Regions from separate parts of the Homo sapiens genome. Here region 1 is linked to region 2. The links are chromatin loops, found by intact Hi-C in ENCODE. Cell type or tissue: A673. All regions are shown on one strand. Links, peaks and the distances in the headings refer to the core of each region. The heading gives the core; the rest is flanking DNA. Region 1 has its middle 410 kb from the start of LINC00972. Region 2 overlaps SEMA3D (semaphorin 3D).

What was found. Hi-C counts contacts between places; a loop is a spot of excess contacts. Peaks named below come from ENCODE experiments on the same cell type or tissue, not always from the same donor. Only the 100,000 strongest peaks of a DNase experiment are listed, where the experiment ranks them.
Region 1: it touches region 2 in a loop (8-fold over the local background); 28 of 110 quality-filtered maps call a loop at or near these places.

Annotation. Positions count from the first base shown.
Region 1 is chr7:85,827,166-85,832,558 of GRCh38, forward strand. No RefSeq gene overlaps it. Among named protein-coding and RNA genes, the nearest start is that of LINC00972, 410 kb to the left of the region's middle. In A673, for the core only: a CTCF peak has its summit at 2,857 (motif pointing left); no DNase peak of the experiment used is centred there.
Region 2 is chr7:85,028,456-85,033,848 of GRCh38, forward strand. The region is part of intron 12 of SEMA3D (semaphorin 3D); the gene reads right to left. It also overlaps the pseudogene HSPA8P16. Among named protein-coding and RNA genes, the nearest start is that of SEMA3D, 160 kb to the right of the region's middle. In A673, for the core only: a CTCF peak has its summit at 2,537 (motif pointing right); a DNase peak (open chromatin) is centred at 2,596.

The sequences.
Region 1 (5,393 bases), core at 189-5,188, 800 kb after region 2:
TACAAACAACTGTTAAATAAACAATACATGCCAGATATAAATTCTAAGATAAATGGAGTATATTCAGACTCTTGTTTTATTCAATGAAAATGTCTTGGCTCTGTGACATATTATTGAAATTATGTGGCATTTCTGAGACATATTCATTCTGAGATATATTCATTTTCTTCTGCTTTTTCTATTAATCCCGGAATGTCTTAAAATGGAAGAAGCAGATGTCTGTCAAAGACTACTTGGGGCTTAGGTGCGGCGACGTCTCAAGCCTGTAATCCCAGCACTTTGGGAGGCCAATAGGGGGCAGATCTCCTGAGGTCAGGAGTTTGAGACCAGCCTGACCAACATGGTGAAACCCTGTCTCTACTAAAAATACAAAATTAGCCAGGCATGGTGGTGCACACCTGTAATTCTAGCTACTCAGGAGCCCGAGACAGGAGAATCACTTGAACCCAGGAGGCGGAGGTTGCAGTGAGCTGAGATCACACCACTGCACCCCAGCCTGCGCAACAGAGTGAGACTTCATGTCAAAAAAAAAAAATGACTACTTGGGGAATCTTTATCACAGACATCATGGATCATGGGATGGGACACTGGATAGGTTTCAATCACTGTCTTCATCCAGTTATACTCTTTTATGTTTTGAGACGGAGTTTCGCTCTTGTTGCCCAGGCTGGAGTGCAGTGGCACGATCTCGGTTCACTGCAATTCCTCCTCCCGGGTTCAAGCGATTTGCCTGCTTCAGCCTCCTGAGTAGCTGGATTACAGGCGCTTGTCACCACACCCGGCTAATTTTTTTGTAGTTTTAGTAGAGGCGGGGTTTCACCATATTGGTCAGGCTGGTCTCAAACTGCTGACCTCAGGTGATCCACCCTTCTCGGCCTCCCAAAGTGCTGGGATTACAGTCGTGAGCCACCGTGCCTGGCCCCAGGTATGCTTTTATTAGTATTATTGCTGCACATTTCCAAAAGTTCTATTTTACTTTACTATTTGACTGGTTACATAAGAATTCTGAATCGGTGAAATTTTAACATTTCTATTTTAACAACTATCAAAGCAGGAGACCTCCAAAGGTCTGTCTGGGCAGCCATTGCACAGCCTAAGGCCATCATTTGAAAGTAAATACACCACAGATAGAACCCTCATTCCAGTCTATGAATTCTGGAAAATTTTTCAATGCATATTTTTTTTAACAGAACTGAGTATAAGTGGGGCTCTACACACACACAAAAAGACTTAACAAAAAAGCTGTAAAGCAAGCCTTTTGTGTATTTAACTAAAAAGAAAATAAAAAACAAAATAATATTTAAAAACGATTTTCTTCTCAAAACTTCCTTTCTCTTTCTAAGGTGGCAGAAAGTTTCTCGAAGTTTAGACCTTAGCACAGAGACAGTGGTCTACAGTGTTTGGTTTGAGGATTCCATCCTCAATCGGCCAGCACAGTAGTCCCCATTCAGCCAGCACAGTAGTCCTCACTTAGCCAGCACAGTAGTCCTGAATTTAGTTCCTTGCTTTGATACACAAGAGATTTAGGTTTAATCTCTCAAATCCATTTTCCACTCCAGAGCTGGCCAAAGCTGAGGAAGTCAACAGATTCAATCTCTCAGATTCTAGGGTGAGAAAGTTTGAGTCATATATGACTTTTCATTGACCCCACTACCCATAGAGGGATGGTCCTATAGTTGTCTGGGAATTGTATTACACGGTTTAAAGAGAACTGACAGCTCTCTGAGCAGATCCTCTCACTCACAGGAAGTTGTTATTTAAACATGAAAATCTTCCCTAACCATGCCCAACCTTTTCAAATGCGAGAAAGGCCTTGGAATTCTACTATAACAGTAGTTTAAAAAATAGCCTACACCTTGCTGTTATAAATGTACCCTTTACACTGCTTCTCATAGTGTTTTCATCCACTTTTTAATAACGTTGTACCTAGAAATGTAAAACGGTTGAAACTCTTAGTTATTTTCTGCATAGACTTAGCCCTTAAAATCTAAAGGAAAGGACCGTTTTTGTAGGTTCAGAGTTAGTCCAGCTAAATTATCAAGGCTTCTCCCCAGTGTTTAGTCTCCTGCTAATGCTCTGACAGTGTTGATGGCCCATAGTGATGTTGACAGGCCACAGAACAGTTCAAATGCAAATGTTTATTTCCATCCAAAGCACCCATATGGATAGGTACAATGAGAAAGTGTTTTTCCCAGAGAATATATAATTGCGACATAATCAAAATATTTCAGGTGACAGAAACACAAAGTCAGACAAAAAGCTTTGATCTTGAGAGCAAAATATAGACTATATAAAACAGAATAAAATGTCTTTTTTTGATATTTTTTCCATGTGGGGGTTTAATCTATTTTTTTTTAATTTTATTATTATTATACTTTAAGTTTTAGGGTACATGTGCACAATGTGCAGGTTAGTTACATATGTATACATGTGCCATGCTGGTGTGCTACACCCATTAACTCATCATTTAGCATTAGGTATATCTTCTAATGCTATCCCTCCCCCCTCCCCCCACCCCACAACAGTCCCCGGAGTGTGATGTTCCCCTTCCTGTGTCCATGTGTTCTCATTGTTCAATTCCCACCTATGAATGAGAACATGTGGTGTTTGGTTTTTTGTCCTTGTGAAAATGTCTTTAATGGAAACAAAGGCGTAGCTTTGAATGCAAGAGCTGAATAATATGGTTGCAGGTTGTTTGCCCAGAATGAGCATGGTAAAATTAAAGTGAAATATCTGTTCATGTAAAACAATCAGAGAAGGCTACACACTTTTTTCCCCTAGCCCTATTATAGAATATCACATTTTATATCTTTGCACCTGGCAAGAATGAACACTTCCTAGTGAAGCATGCCATCTTGTGGCAAATCTACTAATACAATATACTATGCAACGTTATTAATAAAGCTCAAGATTTAGAGTATATTTGAAATTTTAATGGTGCATTAAAACATGTATAATAAAATCCTGTTTATTCAGAATATTTGAGTAACTGGATGTCCTTGTCAACATTTTAAGTAGCTTAGAGATACCACAGATATTAATATTTATATCTATATGGTACTTTTCAAGGCACTGGAAGTTAACAGTGCAAGTTCTGGAGATGGAGTGTCTAGATTCAAACCACAGCTCAATCATTTTCTAGCTGTACAAGCTTGGGTAAATTAGTTTTTCTTAGGATGCTTCCATTTTCTTACATGCAAAATGGGGATAATTTTAGTAACTACATAAGGTTGAGATGATAAATGCGGCATGTAACAAATTCAGGACAGTGCAAGGCAAAGCTAATCTCTCCTTATATGTGGTAATTATTAATGTTATTATTATCTGTGCCCTAAATTATCTGGGATAGTTATTATAAATGATCTTCATATTGTGAATTAGTGTGCAAGGTTTTTATTTAGAGACTCTGAAGAAAAATATGCAGATAACAATAATATTTAAACAGCTCTAATGGTTCAGAGGCTCCCAGACATTCCTCCAAGCACTTCCCACATAGGAATTTATTTCATCCACACAACAATCCTGCAAAGTAGGTGTGATTATCATCCTAGTTTATCAGTAAGAAAATATAAGCATAGAGAACTGAAGAAACTTTTTGAACGTCCACTTAGCTATAATATTAGAGCCAAGATTTAAACACAGATAATCTGGCACTGTAGCTTATCCTCTTAATATCTTAACCACATATTGTCTCCTGATATAACTTATATTTGGGTAACAAGTAAATATTAGAGAGACACTTAAAGGGCATAAAAATTACTAAATTCTTCCAGAAGTACCAGGTTCTTTAAATCTTGTATATTCCATTCCCACATGGGGCCTCCCTTCTGTATTATCATCTATTCTTTCCTTATTTGATGTTGCTAGACTGTATTTTCAAAATGAATTATTTAAAGGTTTCCTATTACTTTAATTTCCAATTTGAACAATCTAATAATGTATTATGTGTCTGTTTTCTTTTCCTTCTCAGAACATTAAACAAAAATAATAGTTTTTCAACTTTTTTAAAAATACTACATCAGCAAAAACCTTCATTCAAATTTTTCACATTAGACAGTTAATAAATATGTATTGAATAATTTATAATTGAGTAAATGAATGAATACTATATTACTTTATCAAATCAACAACAATATGAAAACCACTACGTATTTAAATAACATCTGAAGGTTCTAAAAGCATGTGCACCATCTTCTCATCTCATTCTCTCAGTGGCACTGAAAGGTTAGCAGAGAAATTAGAATTATCTGTACTTCACAGCTAAGAAAGGACAGTGAAGGCTGTTTGCTTTGTTCATGGTAGTCACAAGGCCAAACCAGGGGAAAATTAGAAGTGAAATGTCAGAGCATACATTCAAAATCATAGTGCAAGACAGTAACTTTATGTTTATCATTATTTCTATTGCAAAATAATAATTCCTTATCAGTGTGTTTGGGAAGTAAGGTGTTGCTAAACAGCTGTTTTCCAACTTTGTTTTGTTGTTGGGGAAATGCTTTTTTTCTGTTCTATTTTATCTTGTATTTTCCTTTTATATGAGAAAAGTCTGCAAAACCCATTCTTCCCTTTCAAAAGAAAAAACAAGTCCCTCAGGAAGGAATTAAAAAAAAAAAAAAAAAAAAAAAAGAGTCTCAGAATGGCCCTTCAAAGTTTGCCTTGAGAGGAAATTGAAAAGTGGGTGGTTAAAGGAGAGTAAATTTTACATTTCCAAACACAGGTCACTTTTATCTTTTTACATTATGTTTTGATCTACAGTGATACTTTAAGAATATACAGAAAAAATGGCTTGTGTGACTGATGTATCAATTACCACAAGGGAATGAACTTTAATGTTACCAGAAGTTCCAAACAGTGGAATGACTGTGTGAAAAGAAAGGGAGGTTTATACATTGGTTCTAAAGAAAGAAAATAACGGGAGAGCATTCCTAAGGTACACTAACTGATGTCAGGATCTCATATAATGTGGAGGTACAGTTGGATATTTCTTGAGATTAGTAAGATTTTCTTCATGCCATTCCTGAATGAAAGATGGAATCAGATCAAGCTGTCGTTTTTATTAATAATGGGTGTATATCTGAACACTTTCTCTTTGACAGGGACTCTTTTGTGGCCTTACTTTATTTTTCTGCATTCTAGCTTTGACCTAAATGTCTCCCCTTCATACTTAGCATCTTTTCTGATGACTGAATGGGACCTCGTAACAGCTCAATTCACTACGTGGGAAATGTTGGCCAATTTTGGAGGGCTTTACGTTACTAAATACAATCCTGGAAACTTTAAGCATTTGAAAAGTCTTTTAAAATGATTACTTACTATTTGGATAGGATACAAAAGTGCCACACATTTCTCACCTCTTCATGAGAAGGACAGACATTAAAATTTAACAAATATTGTTT
Region 2 (5,393 bases), core at 59-5,058:
GATCCTCACTATGGAGGATGGAATCTCTGAGGTGAAATCTACAGCCAGAGACACCTACTTAGGTGGAGAGGACTTTCACAACTGAAATGTCAACCATTTTACTGGTGAGTTATAGTGCACACATGGAAGGACACCGTGAGAACAAGAGAGCTGTCTGGCACCTCTATACTGCTTGTGAACTTGCTAAACATACTCTTCCAGCACTGAAACCAGTACTGAGGTCAATTCTCTTCATGAAGGAATCCACTTCTATATCTCCATTAATTGTGCCCAATTTGGAGAATTGAATGCTGAGCCTGTTCTGTGGCATTCTGGACCCCATAGAGAAATCCATTTGAGATGTCAAACTAGACAAACCACAGATTCCTGATATTGTCCTGGTTGGTGGTCCTAATTGTATCCCCAAGATTTAGTAGCTTCTCCAAGGCATCTTCAATGGAAAATAGCTGAATGAGAGCATCAACCCTCATGAAGCTGTTGCTTATGATGCAGCTGTCCAGGCAGCCGTCCTATCTAGAGACATCTCAAAATGTTCAAGATTTTCTGTTTTTGGATGTCACTCCTCTTTCCCTTGATATTAAAACTGCTGATGGAGTCATGGCTGTCCTCATCAAGTGTGATGCTACCATTCCTACCAGGCAGACACAGACCTTCACTACCTACTCTGACAAGCCTAGCATGTCATTGCCAAGGATAAAAACCTACTTCGCAAGTTTGAGCTCACAGGCGTACCTCCTGCACACCATGGTGCTCATCAGATTGAAGTCACCTTTGATATTAATGCCAAGGGCATCCTCAATGTCTACTCTCACTGATGACAAGGGCCATTTGAGCAAGGAAGACATTGAGCCTATGGTCCAGGAAACTGAGAAGTACAAAGCTGAAGATGAGAAGCAGAGGGACAAGGTGTCATCCAAGAATTCACTTGATCCCTATGTGTTCAACATGAAAGCAACTGCTGAAGATGAGAAACTTCAAGTCAAGATTAACAATGAGCACAAACAGAAGATTCTTAGCAAGTGCCATGAAATTATCAACTGGCTCGACAAGAATCAGACTGCAGAGAAGGAAGAATTTGAACATGCACAGCAAGAGCTGGAGAAGTCTTCAAGTCCATGATAACCAAACTGGACTAGAGTGCAGAAGGCATGCTAGGAGGAATGCCAGGGGGATTTCCTGGTGGTAGAGCTCCTGCATCTGGTGGTGCTTTTCAGGGCCCACCACTGAAGAGGTTGATTAAGACAACCCAACTATAGATGTAGCATTCTTCTACATAGTTAAAACACCGAAGAACCCAAATTTGTATCAAATTCTATGGCAGTTTTACGGTCGAGCTGCTATACTAAATTACTGGGCATTCTCAATACTTGAATATGGAACATGAGCACAAGGAAAGGAAATAACATTGCACTTTATAAACATTGTATTGTAAGTGGAAAATGCAATGTCTTAAATAAAACTGTATTTAAAGTTGGTATCAAAAAAAGATTAAACAAAAGAAAACTAACCACAACCTCCACCCCTGAATAAAAAAAAAGATTTTGAGCTGAAAATGAGCATTTATTTAATGTCTCTAGTGTTGGACAGTGGAAGAGGCAATGCTGGCGTGAGAAGTCCAGTCTCTAGGTACTCTACCCAGGATGCTTCTTACCATGTTATGATGTTCCTTAAATATGGCTTTGTTTCAAATTTTTGAACCAAAAAATTTTCAGGAATCCTTAGAATCACCATTTTTCACCACCTATTTTTTTTTTTTGAAACTACCTAGATAAAAAAAAGTAAAAAGAACAGGCTTTTCTGGTGTTTGAGCTATTAATAAAAATTATCATGCATTTATGTTCATCAGTGTCCACATAGTAAAATGAATTTATGAAATATTTAAAAAGTACCTATAACTACCTCCTTTTATTTCCCACCAAAAAATGGAGACTTAGTTGGGAAATCCACGTGTAAGCTTTCATCTGTAAAAGTAAAACTAAAACAACTAACATTTAACGCGGTAACAATTTGGGAGCAAATGGAATTTAAAAAGGAATCATTATTTTTACAAAATCAGACATTTAGTAGTTATTTAAAAATGGTGGCAAAATGATTCAAGCAAAGTAAAACATGCATTTTATATTTGAACTTCAAAAACAAGTATTTTCTCCTCACCTTTTTGATAAGGGAATGGTTTAAAACTGAAACTCACTTTTGAGGAAATATTTACTAATACTTTACACTTATGCATAAATCTTAAAAATCCCTTGGCTACACAGAATAAAACTGCAGAGTACATCAGTTATAAAAAACCAACTATCAAGTTGGAAATTTTCTGCCTTTACAAATCTTTCTTAGATTCTGGGTTTTCTAGCAGTCTGTTATTTTGGGCTGGATTCAATTTGGTTTCTATATCTGACCTGTATGATTGATTCACTGTATTATGGACTTTTTAATATTTTATTTCACTTGGAACTTCTTATTACCAAAACCTGGCAGGGCAATAATGATTGAAAAAATCCACCTGAACAAAATATGGCTTGTTCAAATATTCTATTTGGACACCAGAGGGCAGAAGAATCATTTGAAGTGAAGGAATTCTATAATATATCCTTTTGCATTCTTGCTTTTCTAGGCTTATTAACATTGCAGAGCAGTGATGTCATGGTTAAGCTAGGAGTTTAGGTTTGACTTTTTGTCAAAGAAGTACAGCATTCTGTCAAAACCAAAAACTTAAAGTAAGCTTGACACACTGAAAGTTGTAGTGTTTATTTAACTGAGTGATAATGTCAACAGAAGTCTCACCACTGGGAGAACAACTTAGAATTCAATCTTAATAGCAATACAGATGCAGAAAATGTAAAAACAATTTTTTAAAAAATAACCTACGTTAAAGCTTTAACTTAAGTGTAATATGGCTTTTAGTAAAGGTTCTAACAATTTCATAGAAAGCAAAGTATTCAGCAATACTTTTATTAAAGTAAGATGTGTTCCTCTGAATTGCAGTAAGAGAAATGGTAAGTGTAGTAAAGTTTCAAAATTCATTATTACTTGTGCAGAGAATAGACAAATCTCTGGAAAAATAGCATAAAGTTCTGTTTGGTTGCTCATTTGTTATCCCTTTGAAGGTAGAACAAAAGGTAGGTTAATGGCTTTTGATTTGGAGTTAAGTAGAGTAAGTTTCATTCCAGTCATAACAATTCATAAACTGTGAGAGCATGAACATATGTTTACCTTCGCTGGGCTTGTTTCTTATCTATAAAATTGGGATAATAATACCTACTCTGTGTGTTTATTTTAAGAATGTAGTGAGATAACGTATACGGGCTTATCAGAGTGTCTGGATCATAAGAAGTGTTCAGTAATGAGTTTGATCAAAATATTCTGGATATTTAGAGAGATAGAATCATAACTTTATATAAACAAAAATTACTGAAATTGGGCTGCTTTTAGAAAACAAATAAGAAAGAATGCCAGGAAATAATGTAAAATTCAATGCAGCTAATTTTAGGTGGGACATTCGGCAGTATATCAATCAGATAAATATTAGGAAATAAGTGCATATTACAGAATATTAACGAATAGAGAGAGAAGACTGATCAGAAAATTCAACATCCCTCTTCATTCCACTGTTTTTGGCAATATGATATTGGGAAAGTTATTTAATTATTCTGGGTATTCATTCCCTTCCCTGTAAAATGAGGGTGAATTACGTGGTCTTTATCATTCACTCCAGTTCTTACATTCTCAAATTTTACAGGCATAGTTTATCTGATACGCTGTGAAATATAATTTCAATGATTTAATGTGTAGTGTTATTAATGGTAAAGTGTATTTGTATAACAGATTTTCACATCACATATATGATGCTCCTAAATTCAACATCAGTATTCTAAATATAAAACATAATGTAGAAAAGCACACTAATAGCATTGAGTGCTAATAAGAAACAAGATGTTGTAAAAATGACTGAAGAAGCAATGAAGTAAAAGGCTACCTATCTATGCATGATTTCAGACATTTTCAAATTTGGTCACAGTGATTTCAAAGAGAATACATAAGTAGCTAGTTATTTGGAAATAGCTGATGTCCTTAGCTACCACGGATTTCTAGATAAAGCCTGCAAACATGTTAGTAGAAATGATTGTCACTATACTAACACAAAATCAATTGGATAGGGTTGATCAATAAAAATATTTAAAAATACCTCAACATTATTAGTCTCATACTAATAAATTTATATTATGTGGTTTCTGCTTATCTAAAGAGAGCATAGATATAACAGTTTAACTCAGTACAACCAAAAAGAAAATCCTCCTTCTTTAACCACAACTGTAAAAATAAATAAATTTTGACAGTAACTGGCATGTTTAAAATCTCTTTAAGTTCTATAAAAGGACATAATATTTGATGAAAGAGAGTTTTCTTGGTGGAGTCTTTCAGAAGGAGACTTGGTCTTTCTGTCTCTATTACTGATTACAGCCTTAATAGGGGCTACGGTGGAAAGATTCTTTATTAGGCATGGTTCTCAGAGCTCAACTTCAGGTGCAAATGTGTTTACATATTTTTAAAGGCATAAAAATTGTATGATAAATATTAATGTTGAGAAAAAATTGAGTAATAACTTCCTTAAATGACCCTTCTTTAGTCCTAATCATGCTTTTGTTTTCCCAAGTTGTTAGAAAGTAAAAATTAAGTATTTATTTGATGGTTTAGATGCAGGCTATTTGCTAAATAATTTTGAACTTTTCAAGACAATTTCTTACAGCATAAAGACTATATTCTGAGTAGTCGGCAGAAGAGACCAGTATGTTGAACATAATTTGGTGTTTATTTTCTCATTGATGAAAAACACTTCCCACTGACATTTTTATTTTCCTACTTTCGGGGAGTCTCTTACTCACGTTTCAGAGAAGTGTCTGTGTGCTTATGAGGACAGTCATGTAAAACGTGAGTTCTCTTTAAGCCTCGCATGACATTCACAGCTCTTTTAGGCAGCAGCAGGGAAGGCGGTGACAACCACCACTTGTAAAGCATCTTAACTTACACTCGAGTTGGAAAATAATGTAACCAGGATGCATCAGCATGTAGTCATTTCGATACTTATTTTCTATTTCTGAGTATTATAGGACTCAACTGCTGGGTCTACATATGCAAATAATTTGTTGTTGTTGTAATTAATGTGAATAGTCTCAGCTTCCAATTCATTCTCCTATAATATCTAGATAATTGAAAAATAATATGGCCTGAATGGTGACAGTCTTTATTAAAAACAAATAAAAACAAACAAAAAACCCCAAACCAAAAAACTCATGTAGTAAGAAAAGGCTCAGAATGTGACAGTCTATAATATTTAACCCCAAAGTATTAACAGAGTAAAATTGATCCTTCTAGAGCTGTTTTCCCAATTTTAA